Regions from separate parts of the Homo sapiens genome. Here region 1 is linked to region 2. Evidence: chromatin loops called from intact Hi-C (ENCODE). Cell type or tissue: Caco-2. All regions are shown on one strand. Region 1 overlaps CAMK1D (calcium/calmodulin dependent protein kinase ID). Region 2 overlaps CAMK1D (calcium/calmodulin dependent protein kinase ID).

Region 1 (4,000 bases), 140 kb before region 2:
CAGCACGGCACGGATGACAGCTTCGGTCAGGAATATTCTCTGAGACTGTGTAAAGTGTAAAGTGTTCTTTTTACCAGTTACAGGGAGATGCAAATAGTCTACTTATAGCTCACATAAGAAAAAAAAAGTATCTGTTTACCCGTTTCCTTCAAGGTTTCCACAGAGAAAATAAAGTACCATTTGCTTCTGAAATTTCATAGCTGTTATTTGTTCAATAGGCTTGCAAATAAGATCCCCAAATGAGGCTCATTTCCATCCATACAACATACACACAGTACTTAATGTGTTGAAAGCACCGTGCTAGCTTATCAAGGGCCTACCTGTGACGAAGATATTACAATTCCTATTCTTGCAGTGAGACGACCTAGGCACAGACATGGTTCATTAACTTGCTGAATACCACAGAGCCAGGATTTTGAGATTCTAAACTCCTTCTCCTTCTCCCCACTCCTTCTGACAGAACCTGCAACTTGGGCAAAGCTCTGCTGAACCAGAAGGGGTGGGGGCAAGCTGCCAGCAAACAAAATCAGAAATTTGGAGAAACAGACTCCCAAGCTGGAGTCTCTCAAGCAAAGCAAATGAAGAGTTTTCTAAGAGGAGAAATTGCTGGGGCTAGGAGCGCTGATTCTTCGAGAGGAAGGAGCTATTCTGCAGAATAAAAATAAGGACATCTGTCAGTTTCTGTCTTCCAAAAGGGGAGCTTCGTAGAACATGACATTACAAGTTTTTTCCTTCTCATTAAAGTCACAGAATGTGAGATGCTGGTGCTATCAGAAATCAGCAATTGTGCGAGCAGAGCTACAAGAGTTTCCATGTAGAATTCCAGGCGCATAGAAGCTTCCCCTTGAACTCCAGAGACACAAAAAGAATTCCCAAACAAACAAACAAAAAATATATATATATATCCACTTAGTCATTTGATTGTTAAATAACAATCTGTTTCCAGAAGCATTATCATGAGAAGCATCTAAGGGCTTACATTATCAAGCAATTAAAGCAACAGTATGCAAATCAATATCACTAAACAAATAAAAGACACCGAAAAACAAAATGTTAATTATAAAGTAGATAAACATTAGGCTCTCCTTGAAAACAAGGTTACACGTGATTGTGTGCTAGAGAAAATGCAGACGAAAATGCTCCTGAGGCTTCCTTGGGTTTGGGGGGAAAAATTAAATTTAAAAAAAAAATTTAAGCAAGGATGAGCTTAAAGCCCTTTCTGGTTCTGATTAGGTTTGTTTGTTTGCTTGTTTTGAGACAGAGTCTTGCTCTGTCGCCCAAGCTGGAGTGCGATGGCGTGATCTTGGCTCCCTGCAACCTCCGCCTCGCGGGTTCAAGTGATTCTCCTGCCTCAGCCTCCCGAGTAGCTGGGATTACAGGCGCCCACCACCATGCCCGGCTAAGTTTTATATTTTTAGTAGACACAGGGTTTCACCATGTTGATCAGGCTGGTCTTGAACGCCTGACCTCGGTGATCCACCCGCTTTGGCCTCCCAAAGAGCTGGGATTACAGGCGTGAGCCACTGCACCCGGCCTGATTAGGTCTTTTTAAAAGCTTCTCTATATTGCTAAAGCAGGAAAATAGAAAGGGGACTTTCTCTTTCTGAGGCGGGAGGTCCTGTACATCACTGCCCACTGAATGAATTCACATACACATTCAAATGGATACTGATCACTTTCCACGGCCCAGGAATGAGCTATGTATTGAAGCCAAAGCAGGAACCAGAGGAATGAGGTTCCCGCCCTCACGAAGACGACATTCCAAGAGGAGAAAGGAAGACAGCAAGCCAGGCAGAGCCACCGCTGACTGTGACAAGGATGCGGAGAGAAGTGGGGGGATGAGAGGGACACCAACGGGGACTACGGAGGTGAACGCCTTTCCACCCTCCCAGAGGAAGATGGGGAACCTCACCCCCTCGCTCACTCCCACTGTTCTTCCACATTTATAGATTTGGTGATACAAAATGAGGGGCAGACAGGTGGGGCTGCACAGCCTACGTGGGATGCAATCGGCCAGCCCTGCAGCAGACACGATTGCACTCTGGGGCTATGGCTATGACTAAAACCCTCAGGATGTCTAAGGAGACTCCAGCCAGCAGGCTACTCTGAGGCGGCATCCAACTGAGGGTGCAGTGCTGCAGGAGCTCACAAAGGGGGAGGCTGGCCAGGGTCGGGGGCCAAGGGAAGGCTTCCGGATGGAGAGGAAGAACAAGCAGGATTTATCCAAGGAAAGAGAGTGAGGGGTGACGGGAACGGAGTTCTCCATGCAGAGGGAAAAGCCTCTGTAAAAGGCCCGAGGTGGTAGAGAGCTTAGTGCAATGGGAACAGCAGGTGGTTTAGTGAGGTATGATTATAAAAGGATGGGGAGAGGAGGCGGAGGCTGGGTAGATGTGGAGGGATACAGTAAAGAACAGCTAGCGTGAATAGCAAGCAGGCTTAGAGTATGGACTTTATCCAGACCACGCCCAGCTGCTAAAGAGACCTGGGAGGGCCAGGCAGTGGAAGCTGTGGTTCTGCACACGAGGCAAACAGAAACATCTGCTAGAAGCCTGGCCCCTCCCACCCCCTAGCCCTTTTCATTGTACTTCCAGTCAAAGAGTGAGTTGTTACTGGGGTGGAGAGAGGGCTTCTAGCAAACCCAGAAGATGGCCTCCCCTTCTCTGAGGCCCCTCCTAATACAAGGATATCGGAATCCCCCCGTCCTCCACCATTCAGCTGCCTGTGGTCACTAGAGGCACAGGTCAGGGTGGGGATAGGATGAGGCTACCGGGCCGGGCTGTGGATAGGATGAGGCTACAAGGCTGGACATCGGTGGCCTGCCTCTGCTTGCTGAGATGAGAAGCCAGCTTGTGCCTCTGCAGCGCTTTCTTTCTCATTTGCATGCCAAACTAGAGAAAGAACACGTCTCCTTCCCTTCTCCACCATATGGTTGGTGTTCCCATCTGAGTGAGCCGCCTCAATATAGCACCACAGCCTCACAAAGGCTAAAGGAGTCACGGATGCTCTCCTGCCAATTCCTCACCATGTTCTTCAACAGACTGTATCTTCTAAGAATAAAAGAGATTACTAATATTTGCACAATTGTATGCTTACTTCCCACCCCCGCCCTCCCAAAATCAGGACATCTTTACATTAGCAAATCCAGTAGCACTACCACCAGGAATTCTGCCTGGGACCTTGGGAAATATTTGGCATTTCTGCAACCTGCCTCTATACACCCTGCTGGCCACAGATGAGATAAAGAAGTGAATGGATGTCATACGTCCATGCGTTTGCATTAAAGAAAGACGCAGAGGCTGTCTTCAACAGGCAGGAAGGTAATCGCAACACTGAAGGGACCTACTTCCTTCTGTGAGAGTTGAGAACAAACGCATGACTTTCGAGAGAGGGAGAATGTTCTAGAAGTATCTACAGTAGTCGTATTTTAGAAATATAGGTTTCCAAATTATCTTCAGAAATAAAGTATGGACGTGGCGCAGTGGCTCACACCTGTAATCCCGGCACTTTGGGAGGCTGAGGCGGGTGGATCACATGAGGCAAGGAGTTCAAGATCAGCCTGGCCAACATGGTGAAACCCCGTCTCTACTAAAAATACAACAATTAGCCGGGCATGGTGGTGCACATCTATAATCCCAACTACTTGGGAGGCTGTGGCAGGAGAATGGCTTGAGCCCGGGAGGTGGAGGTTGCAGTGAGCTGAGATGAAGGCACTGTACTCCAGCCTGGATGAGAGAGAGAGACTGTATCAAAAAAATAAAAATAAAAAGTATGGTCTTAATTCTGAGTTGCTTTTACAGATGCCTGTTCTTTTGGTGCTCGGTGGCTCCTCAGATTTCCTGAGCAAGAACACTGAAGTACACAGGAAGCATGTCCAATATTCAGAGAAAATGTGAACAGTATTCTGTTCTGTGCTGAAAACAGTTACTGACAGAAGGCAAGATGCCAGAATCAAAACTTCTAACTGAAAATCACTGTGGAACAACAGAAAAAGCCTCAGCTT
Region 2 (4,000 bases):
ATTTTCTGTGATAAGATCTCCACTCACAAACGTCCCGCCCCTCTCCCTGGGAGCCCGCTCTTGCCCACTCCCTTCTCTCTCACAGGCCCCCCTCTCTGCTCTCCCTTCTTCTGGCCTCTTCGCCTCACCTGCTCTCTCCTCCCTTGTTAAAAGTAGCCCAGGCTGCCAGACAGCTGTGACACACGCCAAGAGGGGACCTGCTTCTCAACTGTAAACCTGGTACCCAGGAGTTGTTTTACGTTCACTCATGTCGTTGAACGCATTTAAATACACTACACGCAGCCACCTGGCCACATCAGGCGGGGCGAGGAGCAAATGCTCCTCCCAAAATCCCAGCGGCACAAGTGCACACACACAACACACACAGACTTATACGTCTACCCACATACATATATGCACCCACACGTACATATATACACATATACACACATGCACATGCATATATTCACCTATGTGTGCACATGTATATGTGTACACACGTAGGTACATGCTTGCATACATAAGCACATGTATGCACATATACATACACGTATACACAAGTATACACACATGCACACACACACACATGCATATATACACGCGTGCATGCGAACAGCCTGAAGGGGCAACAGTGCACAACTGATGAAGCCTGTGCCAATGGGGAGAACGTGGAGACGCCACCATTGCGAAGGCAACACTGGACTGGCAAAGGCAGTGAACTGCACCCTGCAGTGAAGATGGGCTCCAAGGAGAAAATGAGCATGGCAAGTAACACACCTTCCAGGGTCGCAGGCACACCATGGGACTCAAGTCCCAGCCAGGCACCGGGTCCTACACACACCTCCTTCCCAGCGCTCTGCCTTCACCCTCTCTCCACGCCCCCACTGCCAGCCCTGGGCAGGCTGACCAGCCTTATACCTGGAACGAGAGTGGCCATGGCTAAAGAGCAAGCATCCTGGTGTCCGAGGGCCCGGGCTAAAGCCTGGCACTGCTACTTCCAGAACAAGGCCTGGGGCAGGTGAAGTGTGTGTGACAGTGTGTGTCCCCTCCTCTGTATGGTGGAGGTAAATGATGGTGTCTGCCTTGCGGGGCTGCTGAGAGGACAGGCTGAGGTTTCCCATGGGATGCTGGTCAGTAGAGGCCAGGTCCTGCGGCCGAGGACCTGCCTTGAACCCAGCGCTGCCCACAAGCCAAGACGCCTCATCGCCCTACACCTGATTTTCTCACTGGTAACCTGAGAAACAGGCCAGGATTGGCAATGCTCCCTCCAGCTTGCACGGTACATCACCGCCTGATTTTCCATTCCCTGGCTGGGTTCTCCTTCCGTTGGACTGGCCTTTCTCTGCCCCATCTTGCCCAGCACCATTGAATACCTTCCTAAAGCTCTGCATCCATCACAGCATCACTCAGCCCACGGTCTGCGATGTCTCTCATTCCTTCGGTCCAGACTGCCTGCTGCTCCCGGCACAGAGCCTCCGCCCTATGACAGGTCCTCCTCACCGTGCCACCAGCTCCACACTCGTTCCTGACCCTGAGCCTGTGCCTGCCCTGGTGGCTGCCTGCCCTGGTGGCTGCCTGCCCTCCCTGCAGCTGCCTCAGTTCTATCCCAGCTCAGCACAGTCCAGGCTTCCCCTACTCTCCCTAGGGCCTGCAGCTCTGAGCACTCCACTCTGCCGCCAGCTCCCCTCCATGGAGGTCACAGCAGCACTGCTCACCAACTGCACACACCACTCCAAAAGCATCAAATGGCTTTTGGGGACCACACCCTTGAGACATACCAGGGTTCTTAACCCAAGCACCCCTGACACTCAGGCTGTATAATACTTTAGGGTGGGGAGGCTGTGCTGTGCATTAAGGGATGTTTAACAGCATCCTCGATCTCCGCCCACAGACACTAGAAGCGGCACACACAACCCCCAAATGTTTCCAGATGTCACCAAATGTCCCCTGGCGGGAAAAAAAATCACTCTCAGTCGAGAACTGCTGGAATATGCGTATCTCCGCAGATAAGCCAGGAATTCCTGGTGAACAGAGTCCACATTCTTCATTTCTTTTTATTTCCTCCGAGCCCCTAGCACAGAGCCGTGCATACAACAGACACTATGTAAATACCTGAAAGGAATGAACACAGGAATGAGCACATGGTGAGGCCCATGACATGGCAATCCGGCAGAACAGCGCTGAGCACACGCACTCACGCCCCAGGTAAGCAGAGGCTTCCACACACCTAAAGTCCCCCTCGCCCCTCACCAGATGATAAACTAGCATCAGAACTTCTCAATCTCTGCAGCTCTTAGTGAGTTTCAGCCAGTGCACAGTGCTCTGAATATACAAGGGCTCAATAAAAATGTGAAGACTAAGTAAATTCTGCCCCCAGGGCACTATTTATAGGAAAAAGAAAAAGAAAACTAAAATAAACAGGAAATTGCTACAACCCACTTAGGCTGGGACTACCAAGTTCCATTTTCCCTGTGTTTTCCATCATTGCTTTGTGAGCAGAATGGAGTGAGTTGAGGGCGAGGTGGAGTACGGGAAAGGGGATGGATTTTGGAGTCCGGTGGACAGGGATCTGGGTGCCAGATATACCCATGATTAGCCCAGAGGTCTTTGGCACGTTGCCTCTGGAAGCTTCACTTTCCTCATCTGTAAGAGGAAATATAACACCAACCACAGGAGGTGATTGTGAGGCTGCACTGAAGCAATCTATGCGAAAGTGTTCACACAATAGGCAGTTAATAACAGCACAGTTTCCTCTTCTTCATGCTAACAAGAGAATTTGATCATGTCATTTTTAATCAACAAGTAAGAGGTGTACAACATACCTGTGTACTTCACTGCTAAGTCCCTTGCAAAGAATCCACACTTCATGTCTAATAAAAAGGAGGTTGATTCAAGGACAAATTGGCAGAATGCCCAAGCCTCTTTAGCTGGATAATCTTATCTAAACTGAAGCCCAGAAAGGTTCAGCAACTCGTCCAAGGTCACAAGGCAAAGGGTGGGGTCAGGCTTCATAATCTGATCTTTTCTACTGTATACCTCAACTTCTTACTTTTCCAGTAGAATTCTCAATCTCTGGAATGGCATGACACCCAGCCCTGGCAATGGCAGCAAAGGCCCCTCCATGCCCGCAGGGAAAGGTTCCTGGTGCTGGCTCCCTGACACCACCAGAGCAGATTAACCCTGGGCAATGCTATGTCTCACTGACCTCTGGGCTCAGTGAGGTCTAAGAAGAGGTAAGCCAAGCCCTGGACAGGTCCCCAAAGTGACTAATTCTGACCCAGGAGACAAAGAAAGAAGTCAGACAGCGTTTTTTGTGGGTTTTGTTTTTGTTTTTGTTTTGTGTTTTTGAAACAGAGTCTTGCTCTTATTGCCCAGGCTGGAGTACAGTGGCACAATCTCAGCTCACTGCAACCTCCACCTTCCAGGTTCAAGCGATTCTCTTGCCTCAGCCTCCCAAGTAGCTGGGATTACAGGCACCCTCCACTACGCCCAGCTAATTTTTGTATTTTTAGTAGAGACAGGGTTTCAGCATGTTGACCAGGCTGGTCTCGAACTCCTGACCTCAAGTGATCTGCCCACCTCGGCCTCCCAAAGTGCTGGGATTACAGGCATGAGCCACCAAATGTGGTCCAGACAGCTTTCTTCTATACTCCACAGACCCAAAGACTATGCCTTCTTGGAGCATCCTGGTGCTGTCATGGTCCTAAATGATCCGTGGACGGCTCCTCTTCCTGTCATTCCCTCTCCTTGAATAGACCATGGCCAGTGTCAGTCTCCCCCAGAGCTATGGTGAGGTTCCAGAACTCTGCTTGGCAGAGACACCCTGTTATGTAACGGGGCTGCTAACTCCCACCAATCTCTTGTGAAAGACTTTCCTCAAAGCAGCTAAGGGCAGACAACCAACCAATGACCTTGTTCTTCACTGCCTGGTCTGCTCTAAAGTGAAAATCCCTCTCTCTCAAGCACTTGTGTTGAAGAAGAGCAGAAAAATAGCCTTCCTTTGTGTGCTTCCAGCCAAATC

Evidence for each region. A loop is a pair of places that touch in the nucleus more often than their neighbours do. Peaks named below come from ENCODE experiments on the same cell type or tissue, not always from the same donor. Only the 100,000 strongest peaks of a DNase experiment are listed, where the experiment ranks them.
Region 1: a loop joins it to region 2, with 2.7 times the contacts of the local background. A loop is called at or near these places in 1 of 110 quality-filtered maps.

The regions. Positions count from the first base shown.
Region 1 is chr10:12,636,739-12,640,738 of GRCh38, reverse strand. The region is part of intron 2 of CAMK1D (calcium/calmodulin dependent protein kinase ID); the gene reads right to left. Among named protein-coding and RNA genes, the nearest start is that of MIR4481, 14 kb to the left of the region's middle. RefSeq lists an enhancer at 1,509-2,009. In Caco-2, no CTCF peak of the experiment used is centred here; a DNase peak (open chromatin) is centred at 2,488.
Region 2 is chr10:12,499,593-12,503,592 of GRCh38, reverse strand. The region is part of intron 1 of CAMK1D (calcium/calmodulin dependent protein kinase ID); the gene reads right to left. Among named protein-coding and RNA genes, the nearest start is that of MIR4480, 77 kb to the left of the region's middle. In Caco-2, a CTCF peak has its summit at 1,611; DNase peaks (open chromatin) are centred at 52, 1,552, 2,072 and 2,972; H3K4me3 peaks cover 219 bases.